7 separate regions of the Homo sapiens genome follow, and all the other regions are linked to region 4. Evidence: chromatin contacts called from ENCODE Hi-C or POLR2A ChIA-PET data. All regions are on one chromosome and are shown on one strand. Each heading gives the region's core, a stretch centred on a gene start or an enhancer-like site at or near the end of the contact. The rest is flanking DNA. Distances are from core to core; before and after follow the strand shown.

Evidence for each region. Hi-C counts contacts between places; a loop is a spot of excess contacts on that map. ChIA-PET counts read pairs that join two places held with the same protein, here RNA polymerase II (POLR2A). Pooled maps may share reads with other maps.
Region 1: a loop to region 4 is called in a map of CD8-positive, alpha-beta T cell, with 20 times the contacts of the local background. The contact joins the promoter of RGL2 here to the promoter of ZBTB9 in region 4. A Hi-C loop is called at or near these places in 1 of 168 maps with a recorded cell type or tissue (CD8-positive, alpha-beta T cell), 1 of 37 single-sample maps with no recorded cell type and 11 of 50 pooled maps. POLR2A ChIA-PET finds 5 or more read pairs at or near these places in 8 of 52 experiments (A549, B cell, CD4-positive, alpha-beta T cell and 5 more).
Region 2: a map of CD8-positive, alpha-beta T cell shows a loop between it and region 4 (21-fold over the local background). The contact joins the promoter of VPS52 here to the promoter of ZBTB9 in region 4. A Hi-C loop is called at or near these places in 1 of 168 maps with a recorded cell type or tissue (CD8-positive, alpha-beta T cell), 1 of 37 single-sample maps with no recorded cell type and 10 of 50 pooled maps. POLR2A ChIA-PET finds 5 or more read pairs at or near these places in 18 of 52 experiments (A549, A673, CD4-positive, alpha-beta T cell and 14 more).
Region 3: a map of aorta shows a loop between it and region 4 (2.5-fold over the local background). The contact joins the promoter of RING1 here to the promoter of ZBTB9 in region 4. A Hi-C loop is called at or near these places in 2 of 168 maps with a recorded cell type or tissue (aorta and naive thymus-derived CD4-positive, alpha-beta T cell), 1 of 37 single-sample maps with no recorded cell type and 14 of 50 pooled maps. POLR2A ChIA-PET finds 5 or more read pairs at or near these places in 3 of 52 experiments (AG04450, GM12878 and HepG2).
Region 5: a loop to region 4 is called in a pooled map, with 11 times the contacts of the local background. The contact joins the promoter of HCG25 here to the promoter of ZBTB9 in region 4. A Hi-C loop is called at or near these places in 11 of 50 pooled maps. POLR2A ChIA-PET finds 5 or more read pairs at or near these places in 6 of 52 experiments (CD4-positive, alpha-beta T cell, CD8-positive, alpha-beta T cell, HEK293 and 3 more).
Region 6: a loop to region 4 is called in a map of CD8-positive, alpha-beta T cell, with 3 times the contacts of the local background. The contact joins the enhancer-like site here to the promoter of ZBTB9 in region 4. A Hi-C loop is called at or near these places in 4 of 168 maps with a recorded cell type or tissue (CD4-positive, alpha-beta T cell, CD8-positive, alpha-beta T cell, IMR-90 and 1 more), 1 of 37 single-sample maps with no recorded cell type and 12 of 50 pooled maps. POLR2A ChIA-PET finds 5 or more read pairs at or near these places in 3 of 52 experiments (CD4-positive, alpha-beta T cell, H1 and activated naive CD4-positive, alpha-beta T cell).
Region 7: a map of CD8-positive, alpha-beta T cell shows a loop between it and region 4 (8-fold over the local background). The contact joins the promoter of ITPR3 here to the promoter of ZBTB9 in region 4. A Hi-C loop is called at or near these places in 2 of 168 maps with a recorded cell type or tissue (CD4-positive, alpha-beta T cell and CD8-positive, alpha-beta T cell), 4 of 37 single-sample maps with no recorded cell type and 14 of 50 pooled maps. POLR2A ChIA-PET finds 5 or more read pairs at or near these places in 6 of 52 experiments (B cell, CD4-positive, alpha-beta T cell, HEK293 and 3 more).

The regions. Positions count from the first base shown.
Region 1 is chr6:33,297,342-33,300,220 of GRCh38, reverse strand. RGL2 (ral guanine nucleotide dissociation stimulator like 2) reads left to right here and starts at 1,279. Exons shown (of 18, transcript NM_004761.5): 1 at 1,279-1,351; 2 at 1,570-1,766. The coding sequence starts at 1,611. TAPBP (TAP binding protein) reads left to right here. Exons shown (of 8, transcript NM_003190.5): 8 at 1-527. RefSeq lists enhancers at 1-111, 1,814-2,314, 2,401-2,879 and a silencer at 868-1,046.
Region 2 is chr6:33,270,490-33,273,353 of GRCh38, reverse strand. It overlaps VPS52 (VPS52 subunit of GARP complex), which reads left to right and starts at 1,478. Exons shown (of 20, transcript NM_022553.6): 1 at 1,478-1,768. The coding sequence starts at 1,679. It overlaps RPS18 (ribosomal protein S18), which reads right to left and starts at 1,279. Exons shown (of 6, transcript NM_022551.3): 1 at 1,232-1,279; 2 at 628-726. The coding sequence starts at 1,234.
Region 3 is chr6:33,207,154-33,209,853 of GRCh38, reverse strand. It overlaps RING1 (ring finger protein 1), which reads right to left and starts at 1,354. Exons shown (of 7, transcript NM_002931.4): 1 at 1,210-1,354; 2 at 954-1,089; 3 at 68-228. The coding sequence starts at 1,031. MIR219A1 (microRNA 219a-1) reads right to left here and starts at 2,019; the gene lies at 1,910-2,019.
Region 4 is chr6:33,453,260-33,455,959 of GRCh38, reverse strand. ZBTB9 (zinc finger and BTB domain containing 9) reads right to left here and starts at 1,384. Exons shown (of 2, transcript NM_152735.4): 1 at 1,185-1,384; 2 at 1-930. The coding sequence starts at 859. SYNGAP1 (synaptic Ras GTPase activating protein 1) reads right to left here. Exons shown (of 19, transcript NM_006772.3): 19 at 2,271-2,700. SYNGAP1-AS1 (SYNGAP1 antisense RNA 1) reads left to right here and starts at 1,555. Exons shown (of 3, transcript NR_174954.1): 1 at 1,555-1,690.
Region 5 is chr6:33,248,018-33,250,860 of GRCh38, reverse strand. It overlaps HCG25 (HLA complex group 25), which reads right to left and starts at 1,325. Exons shown (of 5, transcript NR_044997.1): 1 at 1,206-1,325; 2 at 972-1,071; 3 at 150-245. It overlaps VPS52 (VPS52 subunit of GARP complex), which reads left to right. Exons shown (of 20, transcript NM_022553.6): 20 at 1-583. The coding sequence ends at 20.
Region 6 is chr6:33,693,366-33,696,316 of GRCh38, reverse strand. It overlaps ITPR3 (inositol 1,4,5-trisphosphate receptor type 3), which reads right to left. Exons shown (of 58, transcript NM_002224.4): 56 at 2,612-2,772; 57 at 1,232-1,393; 58 at 1-605. The coding sequence ends at 537. Among named protein-coding and RNA genes, the nearest start is that of MIR3934, 3.3 kb to the left of the region's middle. RefSeq lists enhancers at 658-1,857, 2,670-2,951. Within about 2 kb of position 1,661, at least 18 of the 41 ENCODE cell types and tissues checked have a DNase peak (open chromatin) inside an H3K27ac peak, as active enhancers do; they include CD4-positive, alpha-beta T cell, CD8-positive, alpha-beta T cell and mammary epithelial cell, where a contact is called at or near this core.
Region 7 is chr6:33,619,919-33,622,874 of GRCh38, reverse strand. ITPR3 (inositol 1,4,5-trisphosphate receptor type 3) reads right to left here and starts at 1,553. Exons shown (of 58, transcript NM_002224.4): 1 at 1,184-1,553. The coding sequence starts at 1,272. RefSeq lists enhancers at 1-79, 80-629 and silencers at 1,151-1,336, 1,216-1,365, 1,376-1,545, 1,596-1,715, 1,746-2,055.

The sequences.
Region 1 (2,879 bases), core at 30-2,529, 160 kb after region 4:
CGCCCCGCGCTGGAGCCACTGCCTAGTTCTTCAGCCCTAGATGGTGCTCGCCAGACCTCCTCTCAATGCTCATCACACACAGGGCTATTCCTTTCCTCCAATGAACCAAACGCCTCCCGCCCACCTCCAGGTCCCAGTCCTCTGTTCCCTTTGCCTGGTCCACCCTTGCCCTCCCTGGGTCGCAGACGAGGTCGGCCTCGTCATTCCCCGCAGACCGCCGCGCGTCCCTCTTGTGCGGTTCACCACAGTTGTATTTAAGTGATCGTGTGAGTCGTCGTTAAATGCCTGTCTCCCCGCGGATCATGGGCTCCTCGAGGACAGGGACTGGCCTGTCTGTCCACTGCTGTAACCCCGCGCCGGCATAGGGACCTAAGGCCCACTGGAGGGCGCTCATCAAGTAGCTGCTGGATGTTGACGAAGGAAGCGGCGGCGCAGCTCAGGGATCTCCGAGTCAGGACGGTCGGCCAGACCCACGGGGTAACGGGTCTAATCGTGTAGGAATAAAGCTGTATTCCAGTGCTTCCAAACGGTTCTCTCATTCCAACCCCTTTCCAAGCTCAATGAATATTCCAATCACCTCTGGTCCCTTCCAGTGACCCTGAACCGCTCAGAGAACGCCCCGTCGACACCGTTCGGGGCGGGCGCCACTACTGGCGCATGAGATGCGCTCAAGCAGAGGGTACTCCACCAGCGAGGATACACCGAGCCGACGGGGATCTCGGTCTCGGCGCCGGAAGCCTCTGAGAGCCGAATCTGGAACCGGATGTGGCTGCTTCCTGCCCCGCCCCCTGCCGAGGGGGCGGGAATCGAGGGCCCTTCGGAAAACCCGGCCGGGATTTCGGTCAGCTACATTCGTGGGTTGTGGTAGGGAGGGTAATCCCGTGGGGATGGAGTGACCGGCTCTCTCTCCGCCTGAAACGCTTCCCGCGGGAGTTTTAGCCGTGTTATTGTTGGGGAAGGGAATGTCAAATTCTGCTCCTGCCTTCCCCCAGGGGCTGGAGACTGGAATCTTTATTCCAGTTCATTGCGGGTCGACGTGGTCTCCAGAATCCCCGAGTGTAGAGGCGGAGGACAGTGGAGCTGGGGACTCGGGCGCCTGGGTCCTGGTCCCTGAGCGTCCAGCGCTCCCCTAGTCCGCGGCCCTGGCTCCTGTCCTCACTTCCTTCCCCTTTTGGCTCCTGCTCTCGGAGCGGGCGGACGCGGGGGGGAGCGGAAAGGGCGGGAGGGCCCAGGAGCCCGGCGGGGGGGTTCAAGGGGGTACGGAAAAGCCGGGGAGGGGACTCGGTCCGGGGCCGGAGACCGACGGCAACAGCGGCTCAGGACCCACGCTGCCCCCACCCCTCCCGAGCAGGTCAGAGCCTGAGCACCCTGCGCGTCCCCGTACTCGTGACCTCCTCCTTCCCCAACAGCACCAAGGGCCCCCCTATTCCACCCTTCTGTTGCCCCCTCCCCCAACCTTCCTGCAGAACTCCCTTCCGGTCTTCTTGACACCCACCCACGTCCCTTCCCTGCCCGGTTCCCCCGCGCCTGCCTGACTCTCCACCCCCACCCCACCCCGTCTCTCCCCAGGCGCCCCCATGGCCCGACCCCGCTGATTCCTTCACTCGGCCATGCTCCCGCGGCCCCTGCGGCTGCTTTTGGACACGAGCCCCCCCGGGGGAGTCGTACTGAGCAGCTTCCGAAGCCGGGACCCCGAAGAGGGTGGGGGCCCAGGTGGCCTGGTCGTGGGCGGGGGGCAGGAGGAAGAGGAGGAGGAAGAAGAAGAGGTGAGACGCGGGTGGTGGGAGGTAGGGGGCGTATGTATTTCTGAAGTCTCCACTTTTCTCTTGTCTCTGGGTCCCTACATCTCCTCCTCCTTGCCTCAGTTATTCTCGCGCCTCCCTGGGTGTCGGCCCGTTTCTCTGCTGCGGGGAGTCCTGGCGTCTCCGTGGTTCTCTGTCAGTGTGACTCAGGACCTGCCCGCAGGAACCTGCCCTGTTCCTGCCTGGAACTTCTGGCTGGCTGTCCTGTCCCTGCGGGTCTTTGGCCCTCCACCTCTGCCTGCCTGAGTGTGCCTACCTCTCTGAGCAGTCGTGTCTTGGTCCCTGTCTCCCTCCTTGTTTTTGTTTGGCGGGGAGGGGTTTGTTTCCACAGTAACCAGCTCCTCTGACTCTGGGATTGGGGAGGGAACCCTCAGATTTCGTGACCCCTCCTTCCCTCTCTCCCCCTTCCCCCCGCCCCCCCGCCCCGCCCCGGTCCTGGGTAGAGGCCGGGAAGCCACGGTTCTGGGACCTGGAGGAAAGATCCTAGGGTGGGTAGAGAGTGGTCATCTGTTTTCATTAGGGATTAATGGTGGTGGCCAGGAGCAGGATTTCGGGCCTCAGGAGGGGCCAGAATTTGGATTTGGGGCCCCGAGGCCCTAAACTCCTAGGTCCAGATCCTAGGTGAGGGCAGGTTGACTGGCAGGGCTGGTTTTTCGGGATCGGTCGGGGGAGGGGCTGGGGCCACGTGACTCTCTGAGTCTACCGCCCCCAACCCCCTATCATCCCACTTCCCCTTTTCCTTCCTGTACTGGGATTGGAGCTGCTACCTTCGGGGGTCCCTTAGGGCTGAGATAGTGGAGGCGCTACCCGAGGGACCAGGGTGAAAGGGGTCCTGAAAAAGACTAATTCTCTGGGCTGGTATAGTCCTTGGCCGGGAGGGGCGGGGCATGCGGCAGTGCCTGGACTGAGGTTTCAGCTACCCCTAGTCGCTGCCTCTGGCTTGCTGCCTCTCGCTTCCCTCTCCTGCCCTTTGTACCCTGCTTCTCTGTCGTGTGTGGGTTCAGCTCTGGGGAGAAGGGGCTTTGGGGGTCTCCAGGATCAGAATTCCTGTACTCCATCCACGCCTCCACTGCAGCC
Region 2 (2,864 bases), core at 229-2,728, 180 kb after region 4:
TCATTAGGTTTGTGGAGAGAAATACTCAAGTGAAATAATATTCTTGCATTCATTGATTCGATTCTTAAAAGCCAAAGAAAGATGGATGTACTCCTTCACACTTCGACAGGAAAGGAGTGTCAATTATGGCTCATCTGAGTAAATGTCCCACTCAGACTTCTTCCACCCTCCATCTACAGGCTTCTTCACACTTTTTATCTGTTGGTATTTCTACTTATCCCTCAAGATGCCCAATAATCCTCCAATTCTCAGGGAATATAAATTTCGCAGGAAGGGTTGCTGTTATGATGGTGGGATGGGTAAAGAAACCGAATCTAGAAGAAATCTCACAAGCTCGTGGTTCAGGAAAATCTTAGCGAATTCGGGTGAGCAACCATACCTCCTCCCCACTTCCCCAGGTGAAATGTTTTGGCTTGACCTTAGACCACTATCTTGGCTTTAATCACTTATTTTCTGTGGTAAATGCTAAAGGGGTCAGTCTCTCCCTAAACCACTTTCTTTTCTTAATCCAGCAGTCAAGGTGATCTGGATGAGACTCAAGTCTCCCCAGCCTTGCTTCATTTTTGCTTATGTCTTCACAACCCAATTCTCATTTACATTCCCTATTCCTTACCCTACTTCACTTACCTTAATGGCAGTGATGGCAAAGGCTATTTTCCGCCGCCCATCGATGTTGGTGTTGAGTACTCGCAAAATATGCTGGAACTTTTCAGGGATCACTAGAGACTAGTTGAAAAAGTACGGGGGAAGAAATCAGACACAGTAAACTATCAAACAGTAAGGCCGATAAGGCAAACGAACTTCATACAAAAAGGTTAAGCCTGTCACACAAGTGGCAAGACACCCGCCCCCCATTCCTTAGGTTTTCACACCACAGAGCAAACTCCTCAGTCCTGCAGAGTAGGCACATGAAGCGTTCAAGCTTGGGAAAATGCAACCTCTGGAGAGAGGAAGCAGGTCTCCTGCCCATTCCCAAAAGTGCGTGGCAAAAGCCAGAGTTCCCCATATACGCCCAAGCCTTAGACAGCTTTCGTGCGCCCGAGCAGTGACCCTTCCTCGGGCCCGCTCTCCGGAATTGGAAATCTTTGGTGTCCCTTTCCAGGGACGCGATCCAAGGCTCCATACAGAAAGTCGCAGGCCCTCAGGGCAGGACGTTTCCAGAACCCTGACAGCCGGCTTTCCTTGCCCGAGCTGCGATGCCGCTGGATCACGGCACGGATTCCAGTCTTACCATGGCTGCAGCACAAGCGGCGGCGTGTAGGCCTCCTGTGGAAGAGAGAGCGGAAGTGACGCGATATCATTATATAGCTTCCAGGAGGAAGAGGCGGTGCGATCTAGGAGAAGTGCTTCCGGAAACTGTTTCAGCGCGACCTGGCTGGATTTATGAGAGTATGGCTTGGGTACCACAACTTCCGGTGCGCCTTTCTTTACAGTTCGTAAGGTTCATAGGTAAGAGAACAGCGAAGGTTCCGGGGCTAGTTTGTGTTTCAGACTTCCATATTTCCATTTGCAGTTGGGTGAAGTGGTTAGAGCTGAAAGGGGACAGCTGGAGTCAAACAACTTAACTCAAATATCTGGGAACGATTTCGCGCTGAGGAAGACCCTTTGGGACTTGTAGCTCCACTCCGGGGAACGGACTCGCCGGGACTGACAGTTGCCGGAAGTGAGGCTGCGGGGAATGGCCGCCGCTGCGACCATGGCGGCTGCGGCCCGGGAACTGGTGTTGCGGGCTGGGACCTCAGATATGGAGGAGGAAGAGGGCCCGCTGGTGAGAGCGCGGAGCTGTTTCTCCTCCGTAGTTCCGGTGCTCCTAGCTTCAGAAAGACCTGAGCTGGGTTTAGGCACAAGGGTGGGAACTTGGCTGCTACCCGTGATATTACCTGTTTGGCTCCCCGTACCCTTCCCTGTGATCAGACCCGACCCTGAGCGGGACCCTAGTGGCTGAAACTCATGTTCTGGGGCACAAAATTTCAACTTCACTCCACATTTTGGGGTAGAGTCACGAAGTAGTATAGTGTAAAGGTTAAGAACATGGCCTCTGAAGCCAGACTGCCTGAGTTCTATCTCTGCCACTTACACGCTGTGTGCCCTTGGGCAAGTTAACCAGCTTCTCTGTGCCATCATTTCTCACACCTTTAAGGTGAGGAAGATAGAACCTATTGTATACATCGTCGTTAGGATTAGATGAATATGTGTAAGATTGCACCTGGCATGCAGGTAAACACTATGTGTTTTGACATTTCTAGAAAGCCTGGGGTTCCCCAGAGGTGTGATAGAACACCCAAGATGGCAGGAGTCTGAGGGTCTTAAATTTAAGTGCAAGTTCTGCTCTATCCTCTGCAATTCCTAGCTTTCCTCATTCGGTCATCTCCACTGCACTTTTTTTTTTTTTTTTTTTTTTTTGAGACGGAGTCTTGCTCTGTCGCCCAGGCTGGAGTGCAGTGGCGCGATCTTGGCTCACTGCAAGCTCCACCTTCCGGGTTCACGCCATTCTCCTGCCTCAACCTCCCAAGTAGCTGGGACTACAGGCGCCCGCCACCGCGCCCGGCTAATTTTTTGTATTTTTTAGTAGAGACGGGGTTTCACTGTGTTAGCCAGGATGGTCTCGATCTCCTGACCTCGTGATCTTCCCACCTCGGCCTCCCAAAGTGCTGGGATTACAGGCGTGAGCCACTGCGTCCGGCCTCCACTGCACTGTCTTGTCTTTTACCTTTTTTTGTTTTCTTTAGACGGGTTTCCCTGTGTTACCCAGGTTGACCTTGAACTCCTGATCTCCTCAAACAATCTTCCCGTCTCAGCTTCTAAGTAGTTGGGACTACAAGGAGCCCACCACCATGCTGGGCTACCTCCACTGTCTCACTGGA
Region 3 (2,700 bases), core at 105-2,604, 250 kb after region 4:
CAAGACCAGTGAGAGGGCCCTAACTTTGTACCCCTTCATCTCATCTCAAACATGTCTCTCCTATTACCCGCTCCGTAGGGCTGTGACAATGCAGTCAGAGCAGAATCTGTGGAGGCACTCCTTGGTGGTCATCGTATTCTTCAGCATGTCCAGGCAGATAGGGCACATGAGTTCTGAATGCAGTGACCGAGGGGAAACAGCAATCTCTGTGCCATCCATTATGGCTTCCTGAAGGCATCAGTGAGTAGAAAGGTGGTGTGGGTTAGAGGGAAAGGGGTTTTAGAAACAGCAGCCCATAAAATAAGAATTTTGAGAAATACAGTGAGAAGACCCATGTTGGTCTCTATAGGAGACAAGAATTCTGAGAAAGAGAAGGACTGATGACTTGGAGCAAATGGAGAAAAGACAGACTTTAGTGTCCATTAACTAAGAGTAGGAGCTTTGGAATAGGAGGATCTGAGGTGGCTAAGTGGCCTAGGAGTGAAGATGGCACAAATCTGTGGTTGGGAAAAACTATTCAACAAAATTTTTTAAAGTCCTGGTGCTACCTGTATTAGAACCCCATAGGGTGCCTGTTAAAAATTCAGATTCTGAGAACCCAATTCACTACTGAATCAGAATGTTGGGGGGCATGAAGCTCTGCTTTTAATAAACTCCCAAAGTGAGTCTTATGTGCACTGACTTATGACACTGAATGAGGAACAGGGAAGGTAATTTTTGTGTTTGTGATCTTTCAAATGAAGATAATAATACTTGTTCCACCTCTCTGGCAGGGCTGTTTTGAGGATTAAATGAGCTAAATGCGAAAGTGCTTTGGAAAGATTAAGGTGATTCAAAGGTAGGGCCAGGCAAGGCAGAATAGAGCAAATTACGGAAAAGAAGCTGTGTGATGCGGTCTGTGGATATAAGGGTTTGGGGGAGGGGGTAAGCCTGAAAGGGAGAATGCCTGTCACCTGCGGGGTCCGGTGCAGCTCATACAGACTCAGTTCCCACGTTTTGCTGGCATTCTGGGCATTCGCCGGCGTCGTCATGGTGACCGGGCGCAGACCCCCCACCAGGGCTCCACAGCCGAGGAGAAGGCGAAGAAGGCTGGGGGTGGGGGGAAGGGGAGGAGGGCGTCAGGGGGGCCGCCCCTCGCGTAGACCCCGCCCCTCCAGAAGCGCCCCTCTCCGCCCCCGCTCCCGCCCCCGCGCCGGCACTGCCCCTCACCCAGCTCCAGCCGTTCGCGCTCCCGCCGCCGCCGCGCCTCTCCCTAGGCCCGGGCTCCTGGGCCAAGTTCGCTCGGTCCGCAACCGCTGCTCAGACAGCAGCTCCCGCCACCGCCGCCGCCATGGCCCGGGCGCTGGGGCCCTACGTCACTTCCGCCTGCTCCTCCGCTACACCCGCTCCCCCCGCCGGCGGAGACGTCACCCACCATTCGCGGCGCGGGTGGGACGGGACGTGGACGCCGCGGTTCTCCCGCCCACGGGACGGGCTCGTCCCGCGTGAGGATCCTGCGTCCCGGGAGTTCTGCGCCACTTAGGGAACCACGGTCTCCGCCCCCGGCCCAGCACCGTCGCGCGGCCAACAACCTTAGCCTCGGTTCCCTTCCAGAGGCCCCCACGCGGGGCCTCAGCTCCGGGGGGCCGGGGCCTGGAATATCTGGGACCCCAGGAGGGGACAGAGGGCTCGTGAAAAGGGCTACCTCCCCCACTCTGCGTACCCTGGCGACTCTGGGGATCAACCCCCCTCACTTCTCCGTAACCCCCATTCCAGGATCCCGGGGGAAAAGGCTGCAAAAGATCTGCCGCTTTAGCCTTCTAGTCCTGAGAACACACCTAGGTCCCGATGTGCCCGGGATTCCCCTTACCACCCTGGGGACTCCCTCCACCCTCTGCTTTGGCTCTCCCTAGACCCTCCGACCCGCTCTCCCGCTCGAGGTTTGGGGGCGGCGGCTCGGGACGTCCAGACTCAACTCTCGGCCGGAGCCATAGACTCGAGAATTGCGTTTGGACAATCAGGAGCCGCGGCCCGGGGCGGGGAAGGGAGGGAGGCGCACGGGAGGAAAGGGGGAATGGAGACACCACGCGGAAACAGGGACATACACAAGATGGAGCTCCCATTGGGAAGGGGGGGTGCGCGTGTGGGTGGGGTACACAGGGGCAGAATGTCTGGAGTGGGAAGTGGGCAGAAGCCTCTTCGAGGACTCTAGAGTAAACGAAGGGGATGGGGAGGAAAGAGAAGAGGAAGGGGCAGAGCGATCCCCATTGAGTGTAGGGAATGAGAGGGATACAGGGCGAGGGGGTGGGGGGCAGTTAGAGACCCTGATGGGCATCTTGTCCCCGCCCGAGCTGAGGCTCCCGGACTTGGGCTGCGGCTGCCAGGGGGTGGCCTGTCCCTGGGACAAGGCAGCAGTGGGTGCCCTCGCCCCCCACCCCAGTTCCCCCCTACTTCCCTGTCCTCTCCTTCAGTCCGTGGCCAGTCCTTATGTGGGCGCCAGAGTCGATTAGCGCAGACCCCCCTCCCCTTCCTCCTCCTCTTCCCAGCCCCCTCCCTCCTGCTCTCTCCAGCCCCTTTCATCGGCTGGTTCATTCCCCTAATCCTGGCCCCCTCCCCTAATCCCCCCCATCCGACCCCAGGCCGGCTGCAGCTATTGTAAGGTGGAGAGAAAGGGGAGGGGGGGACTCAGAGAAAGGAGAGGGGTGGGGGAGGGCCACCTGT
Region 4 (2,700 bases), core at 135-2,634:
GCTTAATGTAGAAGATTTTGGGGGGCAGTGCAGGAGGGGCAGGAAGCTCAAGTGGTGCACTCTCACCCTCTGGAAGCTTTCGGGGAGTAGCAGTCATGGGCAGTGGGTGGGGTCCATGAGGACGGGGAAAAACCCCTGATACTCTCTGGGGCTGAGGAGTCTGAGAGAGTGTGGCTGACCCCTGGTCCTCATCATCATCATCTTCCTCCTCCTCCTCTTCTTCTTCCACCTGAATTTGCAGCACTTCTCCCAGTTCACTTCCCTCCCCTCCCACAGGGCTCTCAGTGGAAGCAGGGCTTTCAGTAGAAGCAGAGGACTGTACTGGGGTCTGGAAAGGCGAAGAGCGAATGCACCAGCCTCCTGTAGAGGATGTAGTGGAAAGAAGGGCATGGTAGGAGTTTCCTCCACGGGCTGAAATTCCACCACCTGAAGTTTCTAATTCTCTAAGAATTTCTGAGCACTGATCTACTACCTGCCACATTTGAAGGCCACTGGCCACAAGGAGATGAGCAGGAAGAGCATCCAGTGGCAGGCGGAGACGCCCTGAATAAATGAGCTGGAGCAGCCCCTCGAAGGCATCGGCTTCAATGACACTCGGTAGAGTGAGACGAGGCGCATCCCCCAGAAGCAGCTTGTCATGGAAGTAAGGAGAGGCAGCAGCTAACACTGCTTTATGAGCCCTAAGTTCCCGGCCCTGCACCAGGAGGGACACATCACAGAACTTTCCCTCTAGCCTGTGGCGGTTCAGAGATTCCAGCAGAGACGAGCTATGCTGTGGGAACTCGATCTGGATTGTCCGTGGGGCTGGGTTGCAGGTCGGGGAGGCGGGTACAGGCGGCAAAGGTGTTGGGGTTTCCATGGCCTCCTCGAAGGTGACAAGAATTGGGAAGAGGAGAAGGGCTTGGGGGTAGACTCCACGCGGGATGAAGGCTGCAGAGGAAAAAGATGGAGGTCACAGAAGCCCTGGATAAAGGGAGCCACATCTTCTCAAACAACCCCCTCCCCACGAGCAATAACTGGAAACTTTTAAGTCAGTGGCGGTTTCTGCAAATCAGTCCCGCACACCAAGAAAGCAAAAACAAACAACAACAACAACCACCACCACTAAACACCAACAGGGGTTTTAACTTCCAGCCCCTGTGGAAGATAAGAAGGAGGTCCTTCAGCCACCAGCCTGCCTTCACCTGCCCAGAACAGCTCCTGCCCCGCCGCTCCGTTCCGCCTCACAGTGCCCACAGAGGTCTGCTCCCGGGAAGCCGCGGTCACCCGGACACCGCGAGTCCCGGCCCGATTGTCCTTCCCGCCGACACGCCCCCGCCGTTACACACGCGGCGCTGCCCTCGCAGTTACAGTGCCGCTACAGCTCCGTCCCAGACCGGAAGCCGCCGCCTCCCCGCCGGACACCGTCGCCAAGTGCGGCGGGCGGAGCTAGAGCCGTAGCCAATCGAGGAACGGCAGCCTACAAGCCTCGTGTTGATTGGCTACTGCAGACGAGGAGGGCGGTGCTAGTAGGAGGGCACAGGCCCAGGGTGTCCTCGCAACGGGCGTCCCGGGGAGCTGCTGAAGTCCTCCCCGCTGCAGAGGACCGAGAGGCAGGGCCCGGGAGAGAACAGCCCGGTCGGAGGGGGTGGGCCGTCAGCCGCCCCGGAAAGCTGCGTTTCCCGGTGATTAAGTGTAGCACCCGCCCCCGGTAGGTCCTGAGAGGGGCGAGATTAGTTGGGTACTTACCATGTGGGCCTGGCACTTGCCCACATCACTTTGTGTCTTCCCACCGGCCCTGCGAGGGTGGGGGTTGCCGTCCTCAGTTTCCAGGCGGGGGAAACGGGCTGGAAGCGTCACTCAGCTAATAGTAGTGGACCTGGGACTGGAACTCAGATTTGCTAAGGAACCAGGCAGGTTCTTTCCTGTTTTCTGCACGGGAGCATTTTAACCAGCAATTAAAGAAACCTTATTTCTAGGTAATTTTTAAAAGAGATAAATGTGGATATATACATGAACTCTTTTATCAGATAACGCCGCTGTTCCTGGCCTCGGACTAAGTGACACAGTGGTGAGGGGAGAGTTAGATTGGAGAAGTTTGGCCGGTGCAAAACTCCTGCTCTAAAATATAAAAAATCTCATTGGGAGGGGAGAGTGACATTCTATGAGGAGAGTGTGGCATCAGGTGGGGATATACGGTTTTCCTCTCAGGCTGTCAGCTTCCTTTCAGAAAGCAGATCTTACCACCGTACAGGTCTGGAGAGCCCTGCCTAAGAAAGTCGGCACAGCGATAAAAGAACAATCTCCGTTTATTAAACATGTTTTTTTCTGTTTCACCACACACTCCAGAAAAAAAGGAAATGGGGCTGGGAGTGGAGAAAAGGGGACAGTGAGGGGGGATAGATAAGGCTGGGAGTGGGGTGGGGAGGGAGAACGAGAAAACAAAATAAAACAGGTAGGAAGAGCAACTCCCTACCCTTGAGGTGGTGGGTGGGGAGGGAAGCAGAGGGGCGGGGGGGGAGGGGGCCAGGAAGCTCTGTACAGAAGGGTTGCCCCCAGCCCACACACACACACCCCGGATATGTACAGTACAAACCCCAGATAATTACAACAGCCAAAGAAGAGAGAAGGAAGGTTGGGGAGGGTCCAGGGGTAGGGCCTGAGGTGGGGAAAGGGCACAGGGATAAAATTTCACATATTTACAACTTTTATATAAGTATA
Region 5 (2,843 bases), core at 76-2,575, 210 kb after region 4:
AGCATAAGCCCAACTTCTGATGTGCCAGAAACCGCCCTGAGATCTGCCGGTCATCTCCATGGACTTCTGCACCCCATTCCATACCCTTCTTCACCTGGGGTACCCCTTCCAGTTTTCCCCTTGCTTCCCAGGCCCTTGACATGGCTTACCTGCCTTCACTCCCAGCACCTTGCCCAACAGGATAAGCTGGATCCCCTTGGCCTTCTGAATATCCCAGTGTCTTCAGGTTTCCCAAGACCACTTCCCTGTGGGCTTCCAAAATGGCCTTTATCATTTCTCCAGTCTGTCACCCTCCTTTCCTGCTCCCATACACCCAAGGCTTGTTTCTTCCCCTGTAAAAACCACTGCCTCAATCTCTGGTTCACTCAACTAGTCACCATGTCCTGAGGCATGAAGCCTCCTCAGCTCTTGGAATTGCTGGCAAGGGGTGACTGCCTCTGAGTCATTGTGTTTTTCAAAGTGATTTCTTTTCTGTAGCTTTTTGACCTAAGATCTCAGCAATTTGAACACTAACCTCTCCCCTCCTGGCTCAAGAATTACTCCGAAGTCAGTCTGCAGAAAATAAATATTTAGTATGACATGACACTTATCCCATTTCCTTTCTCCTTCCTCCTGAAGGTTTTTCAGGTGGCCCCATCTCTAGAATGACCTTTCCTTTCTGACTACTTCCTGGGCTTACATCCCTTCTGGTGGGTGTAACCTCTAACCTCTAGCTACTCCCAGGCCATTGGAGGAAGGTGGCCCCTGGCTAAAATAGCAGATGCTGCAAGGGATGAGAACCAGGCCGCGCAGCCCCAGACACTGTCCCAAGGGCTCCCTTGGGACAAGCCCAAGCTGACTCTGGAATCCCTCCTCCGTAGCAGCTCCATAGCTCCTCTGGTTGTGGCTGTGACAGCCCCTTGCTCGGGGGCTGCAGCACCCAACCCACACCCACACCGTTGGGGCAGGGCTAGACCAGGCGAAATTCGTACCATCCGTTTGTTTGACTTGGAGCCTTCCTGCTGTCCTCGCCTATACGCCTCGTTTGAACTTAGGCTCTAGACTGGAGAGACACGGGGACCCCTTTAAGGCCTAAGAAGAGAGGCGCAGTTAAGGAAAAATGTTACGTTTCCTGTGTCCTCCACCCCTACGGCCTAAACATTCCCTCCCCAGGTCCCTGGAGAGTGGTGGAAAGCGGTTCCTCCCCGCTTAGGCCCTTCGGATGCAGGTCTAGCCCGTCGGCAACGGGAGGTGTCCTGAGTGGGTCTGTGACTGCCGAGCACACCCGCCGCGGAGCGGAGGCTGCTGCTTCCTGAGGCTGAGAGTGGATCCGGCTCCGGGCTCTCCTAATTGGCGGACGCTGGGGGGCGGCGTGGTAAGGCAGAACGGAGCGGCATCTCAGCTCTCGCCTTTTCAGGGTTCCGCCCCATATCCGAGAGCCGCTCTCTAATTGGCTTGGGAAACCGTATCTCAGCGCTTTGGCCTAGCGACTTTGAACGTGTTTGCGCCTGAGACCGAAGTGCAGAAGAGGGCGAGCGCAGGAGGAGAGGCTTGGTGAATCAGCGATTCCTGATTGGCCAGGCGTGCCTTGAGGGCGGGGCCAGAACTGCGTCCTTAACTGACCTCGCCCTTGCCCAGATCACCGCCTCCGCGTTGCTCCGGGTTTACCCCGCCTGACTCGCTGCGCTATGCGTTCCCTCACGCCTGCCGGATGCCAGGCGGCGATGTGCCAGGCTCTGAGGGGCCGCGAGCTCACCCCAGACGCCGGCCCCGGGAATCCTCTGCTCCTCCACTTTCCCTTCCCGCTACTGGTTTCTTGCCCACCCACTCCCAGGTGTCACTCTTGGGACATCCAGATGTTCTGACATTTGACCTGACTCCAGCCTCAGCGCGAGGACGGGAGAAGGGCCAAGGGTATGAGATTTTGGACAGGAGAGGCATTGGCTACTCTGACAAAGAGCGTGGATTCCCAAAGAAAGGGTCCCCAGATACCCCGCAGGGGAGACTGTCGAGACAGGCGACTTTAGCCAACTAATGCTCGCACGCGAGGAGGGCTGTGCAGGCAGGCACCACGGTTCTTCACAGCCTTCCTTCTTTCCTTCCCCTGTCCGTCGCAGAACCCAAATCCTCAGAGCTGATCGAGAAGCGCGTGTTGTTGCAGAAGTCACTGAGGGGCAGACCTGGAATGTGAGCCGTGGGGCGAAGGGACAGCTCTGGAGACTCGTGATTCCGGAACCCGGTGGGCATTCAAGTGATACTGGAGCACGCAGTTTTCGGGGACATTAAGCTCGCCCCAGGGGTCCACAGGAACCCTCTGACCCAACGGTCTCTCTGGACAGGATGATCCAGAACAGACGGTGAAGAGACAAAACAGCGTGAAAGGGAGCGGCGATACCTAAACTGACCTCCGGAGGGCAGCATGATCAAGGGAAGGAGCTGTTCTCGCTCCGCTCAAACCCCCGCGCAGCCTCTGCAGCTTACTCCTGCTTCGGAAGGCGGCGAGGTTCCACCCCCACCACCCCGGTCCCCGCCGCCCTCTTCGCGCTGAAGCTGCGGAGGGTCTTTTTCTTCAGCCCCCAAATCCTCTGCTCTGTGGCTTAAGATTCCCAGGCTTAAACCCATAACTGCTAGGGTCATCACTCCTCAAACTTCTCCCTCACTTGTTTTGCTGATGACGGACACAGGGGCCTCACAGACTCAGAAGCATCTGGAGTCATTTCGAAGGACAGAACTGTGGCAATATCCTCTTTCCCCCTCCTAATCTCTGAGAACAGTGTCTGTATATGGCACGGGGGTCCCTAGTGTCATATAGAAGGACTCGGAGATGTCCTCATGGGCTGTAACGGCCCCCGGTGCTATTCAGG
Region 6 (2,951 bases), core at 412-2,911, 240 kb before region 4:
ACGACAGTGAGGTCTGCACTGGCTACAGCAGATCTGAGGCACGGAGGGAGCTGCACAGCCATGGGCAGGGCTGAGCACAGCACCCTTGAAATAAGTTAAATAACAAAGCCCTAAAATCACTAGTAACAGCATAACTGCCACCTCCCCCAGAGGCCGGCAGCCGCCAAAATGTAGTGCTTGGAGTTAAAGGGGTGACCCCACTCTTAACTACCCACAAGGAGGACTACAAAGAGTTGTCAGTTATTGCTTTAAGGAACAAAGGTCTCTAGGTAGGATTTATCTTCTGCTAAGGCATTAAGGTAAACTGAGTCCCAGTGAACTTTCAAGTCTTTTTAAGGGCTCTAAGCAGGACTGTCAGCTCTGAGGCTCCCCCTCCATGCTCTTCAAAGCCTGGGTGGGTGTCAGGGTGTCTGGCAGAGTGGGAGTGGAGGCTGGCCAGCTGGCTGGGCCACCCAACCCGAGGGAGGGGGCAGTGTTCTTCCCAGTCGCAGTCTCCAGTGATGAGCATCCCCTGTTGGGGCCTTCGGTGGCTCTCCTCAGCGGCTAATGCAGTTCTGGACATCCACAAAGCCTAGGCGTTGCCTGCGTTTCCGCTGCTCCGTCATCTAGGGTTAAGCAGATGCCAACAGGCCTGGTCAGGCCGCCTGGCACCTTCCCTCCATGGGTGCTGTGGAAGAGCTTGGCACCCGTCTTCCCCTGTGGGCCCAGCTGCTATTCGGCACTGGCGGCGGGCCAGGGCCCCTCGGGGTGCTTTAAGGATGTCGATGTCAGCACCAAACCCTTGTTCTCAATTAGCGTGTCACAAACCCTGGATTTGATGCAGCTGGGAAACCAGCCCACTAACAGAGGCTGCCTCATCTTCATGCAGGCACTGCCAGATGCAGAAGAGGATGTCTAGGCAAGAGGGCCTTAAACTCCCCCATCTCCAGTGATGGGGATCCCCTCAAAGGACCTACCTGGCAGCTGTCAGAGGAAGGGGATGAGAGACAGAGGGCCCCACCACCCTGTACTAAAGTTTCCACTTGGCCTTGTCTTTAGCGGCCCAAGGCAGGGGTTGTCAACCCCAGTCTGACTTGCCATGCAGGGGAGAGTGGGTTTGGCACCTGCCTTCTCATCCAGGCCCAGGGCCAGAGGCCAGTGGGGAAGAGGGTGGGTCAGGAAGGATGAAGGCAGGCAGGGACTGCCCAGGGATAGAACCCAGGGTGGGCCTGGGATCAGGCGGGGTGCACACCTGCTCCTTGAGCTCGTTGAGCTGGGCAGTGAGGTGGGACACCAGCTTCATGGTGGAGTTGAGCTTGTCCTGGAGAATCCGAATCTCATTCTGCTCCCCCTCGCCCTCATTGCTGACAAGGGACATGGCCCGCATCCGGGGGAACCAGTCCAGGTTCTTGTTCTGAAAAACATCACCAGTGGGTTAAGCAGGCGTGGGCCCGGCCTAGAAAGGCCTCATTTAGAAAAACAGTAATGTGGGGGGAGGCTTCTGCCACACCCTTAACAAAACTACTCGTCAGGGATGTGTCATGGGAAAATCTGAATTGACCTGGTCCTCCCCGGGGCCAGAGTGAGCTGGCAGTCAACCCTCTTGTCAACCCTCTGCCACCGAGACAGGCTGACTTCCGTTAGGCAGCGTCGGCAGCTGAGTTTGAGTCCTTTGCTGGTATCAGCACCATCTGTTTACTCTCATAACACCCCCTGAGAGGTGGAGGAAGGCCTCTGCACCCAGACAGACCCTGGATCTCCTTCCTTCCTTCCTCCCGCCCGCCTGCCTGACAAGCACGCCCCACGCCCCGGGAAGACGCGAGTCAGACAGATGGCAAATTGAGGGATCAGGAGGCTCCGCTGAGGAGAGCTGGCATCTGACACGTGTCTGGGAGGCAAAGCCACGTTTCCCAGGACAGAGGAGTCGGGGGGGGAGGGGGCACCAAGCAATTCTCAGCTTCCTTGTAGTAAGCTGTGAATTCTCAGACCAACAGATAAACCTGTACACAAAGATCAGTTTGAAATACAGACTAAACGATAAATAATTCCTTCTTTATGATTCATTGCCTTCACTCCATTATTACAGAAATTGGACAGATGACATTTGATTTCTGTAAGTGATTTTTAAAGTTTTTCCAGGCTCCCCTTCAGCCCAGGATCATCTAATTCAGACTTTTTAGGAAGCAGCCTGCCTTCCCACCGAGCTAGAAAACACTCCCTGAGAGCGGCCCACAGATCACTGGCCACGGGCAGGGTCTCCCCAACTCCACCCCTCCTCAGCATCACTGCACGACAGGCCCAGGGATACCACACGTGTTCTTCGGGGCGCATGGGTTTGCTGTGGGATTTTTCCTGACACCCAGAAGTGTGAGGAGGCCCCTCTGCAGCAGCGGCTTCCGTGCAGCCCAGAGCTGCTTCCAGCTGCTGCTCCTCGCCCTGCTGACCTTTCAACAAGTGTCTGCAGCTGTCCGAGCCCCTCTGCCTGGCCTCCTAGGGCCAACAGTCAGATAGGGCCACTCCTCTCCAGGGCCCAGGGTACTCAGAAGCTAAAACCATGAGGCCTCTGGTGCACAGTGATGACTCTAGAATGGCTGGTTTGGGCCCACAGGCCTGGCACAGCCCCTGCTCACACCTTGATCATCTGGGCCACGTAGCTCTCAGGGCCCGTGTAGTCGGTCTTGTTCTTCACGCGGACCAGCACAATGAAGTACAAGTAGTTCCACATGTTGTGCTCCAGCTTGATGTGTTCCTCAAATGACACTGTCTTGTTATCAAACTTGTCCCTCTCCAGACCTGAGGGTGCAGAGGGCGGGAATGAAACCATCAGCCTTCAAGAGCCACTGCAGGGTCACCTGCTGGAGGGGACCCAGCTTCCGGGGGTTGGAGGCATTTGTTCTCGGGATGAGCGCTTCCAACAGCTCGCTCTGGGCTATTTGGGTCACTTCTATTTAAAGCAGCAGCCACTTAGTGGA
Region 7 (2,956 bases), core at 304-2,803, 170 kb before region 4:
TTGGCAGAGCCAGCCCTCCAATCCCACAATCCATTCCCTTTACACCAAGATGAAAGCTAAACTCCCAGCAACCCTGGGAGAGACCAGTGACCCCTCACCTCCCAGGCTTGGGGTGAGCCGGGCCCTGTCCAGCATCAGTCCTGAGCTGAGGGTGCCAGGTTGTCCTCCAAGGCCATCAGAAAGAAGGCACCACGCGGCTGGCTGGTCCCACTCAGTGGATCAGCAGAGGAGGGTGGGTGTACCCTAGAGGACAGCCATGTGTGGTTGGGAGGATGAGACAATTTAACCCAGGCCCCCAGACTGTAAACGGGACAAAGATAGCCGACCCTGCCCTGGGGTCTGGCTGGAGAAACCACCTACGCTCCCATCCAGCGAATCACATCCAGCTGCTCCTCTGAAGATAAACCCATCCTCTCTACCTAATTTCTCTCCTGCCCTCTCCCTGCTACAGGCCTGGCCCTCTCCAGGGACGTGAACTGATTCCCTGTTCATCCAGCCCAGACCCTGGGAGGTGGCGGCCAGAATTAATTAATGTTTGTGAAGTGCTGGAGAGAAGCTAGAACCAAGGACCCAAGGGCGCCAGATGACCGGCGCAGGAAATTGAATGGGAGAGGCGGGGAGAAGGGGCAGCTGGCCAGGACCTTGAAGCCTGGAAGGGGAGGGCTGAGAAGACACTCCTACTGAAGCTGGGAAGAACAGGGAGAGAGCTGTGAGGAGAAGGTGCGACCCCTCAAAGGCACCACGGGATCGGTAATAGAGGATTACGGGCTCCAAGCTGAGCCTGCCCACTCCCGACAGCTCCGCCCTACCCTCAGAGCCGGGCACGTCTCGGCCCGGCTGCCCTTCCCCAACTCAGCCTCCAGCCACCCACCTGCCCGCCCCCGGGACCACCTGCAAAGGAAGCCTCCGTCCCTCCGCCCCCTCCAAAGGCGTGCGCGGGAGGGTAGAGGCTGCGCCGCCGAGGGAGGCTCCTCCTGCCAACTCCAGTAGGGAGCCCGAGTCCTACCTGAGCAAACACTTCACTTCCTTTCTGTAAAAGAAGGAGGCGAGCCGTTCCCGCTCCTTGAGACTAGGGGGACGTCCAGGCCTCTATCGGGGGGCGGCGGCTGGACGCACGCAGCTGGCACCAGGGCCCACGGCGCCCCCTCTTTACCCGCGCCCCTCTCGAGCTCGGCTCACTCACCCCAAAGTGCTGATGAAGCCATTGACGGAGCCCTCGGCGTACAGGGAGACGATGTCCCCGATGTGAAGAAAGCTGGACATTTCACTCATGGCTGCGGCCCTCCGGGGCCCAGGGCGTGGGGGGCGCCTAGGGGCGCGTGGCCAAGCTCAGTGCGGAGGACTGAGGCGTCCGGGGAGCGGGGAGGGGTACGCTCCCACCTCGGATCCCGACGCTCGGTGCGGCCGGGGCGGGCTGGCGGCCACGGGAGCCAGGAGGCGGCTCGGCGGGGCCCGGGGTCCGGGTGAGGAGGTGCCCACGTCTTGGCGCGCCCGCCGCCCGCCCGCCCCGCCCGGCCCGCGCGTACCTGCAGCGTAGAAGGAGCAGGAAGTCTGGGGCCACCACACACATGCAAATCCCGCCCGGGAGGCGGGGAGGCCACACCCCGCCCCCCCTCCCCCCGCAGCTCGCCCGCCGGCACCCATGTGCACCCGCCTGCCTTCCCGCGCCCCGCGCTCCTCGCGCGTCCGGGGCCCGGCCTCCCGGACGCCGAATGCGCCGCCAGCCCTCCTGATCTCCAGAGGCGTCCTGCAAGGCACCGGGTCTAGGGGGCTCTCGGAGCTGCCATCCCTGGGAGGCCCAGGCGTAGTGGGGAGCTCTCCGCCCTCGGGGTTCCCGGACTATCTGCACCCGGGCCCTCGGCTGGCTAAGAGCCAGTGCAGGCGCCCGCGGAAGGGGGAGTCCAGCTCTCCGGCGGGCGTCACCCCGGAGCCGCTCGCGGAGGGCGCGCCCTGGAGCGCCCTGGCCGCGGCCGCCCTGCGGCCACCGCGCGGTCTCCGCGCCCAGCTGAGAGCAGGCTGGCGCCCAGAGGCGCGCTCATCCCTTTGCAGAGCAAATTCGGGATTCATTTTTCTCAACGTGAAAAGCCTTTTCATTGCACAATAGAAAGTGCTCAGGCTTGGAGGGGAAATGAAGCAATGGGGTGGGTTTTGTTTTTTTTCTCTCCGCATTCCTGTGTACAAAGAGATCCAACTTCCGAATCAGTTCAGCCGCTCCCTCTCCAGGAGTTGGCTCCAAAACTCTTGGCTCCTTCCGTCTTTCCTTTCAAAAAAAAAAAAAAAGCAGGGATGAAAATTACCTTCGCTAGTTGACAGAGCACCCAAGCGCTAACGATGCCAAGTCTGGGTGCCGGCCCCCTGGGAGTGACCCGCTGCGGCAGCGCCGCCAGGCTCTGGCTCCCGAAGTCCTGCCCTCAAATTCGCGTCCCGGGCTCGCTTACTTTCTGTTCTGTTCCCCGGTGCTTGGGTGTTTGCTTCCTAGTCCTTTATTTGAACGCCTAAGATAGGGTGCCCATTGCCACCGCCATCCGATCACTTTTGCTCCCTTCGGACCCCCCAACCCCACTTCCTGAGTTGTGGGGGGGCGTTTGTCCCTGGGAGAGAGGGAGGAGGGGACTCGGTGACTGAAGCAGGAAGAAGAGAGGCTAGGGGAGGGGTGGAGACAGCTAAAAGCAAAGAGACAGCTGCTGACCCTGGGAGGAGAAGAGCCCCAGGCAGTGGTTTTTTTGTTGTTGTTGTTGTTTTGTTTGTTTGTTTGTTTGTTTGTTTTACGAAGACCCCCAGGAACGATGTGGGAGGGAAGGACACCTCCAGGATCGCTAAGTACCGTGTTTTACAGTTTTGTTTTGTTTTTTCACCATGGCAAACAGTAACAAGTTTTACAGCAGACCAGTCCACACCTTCGTCTATATATAAGCAAAACAATAGATCACCAAACAATACTTACTTTTATGACCTT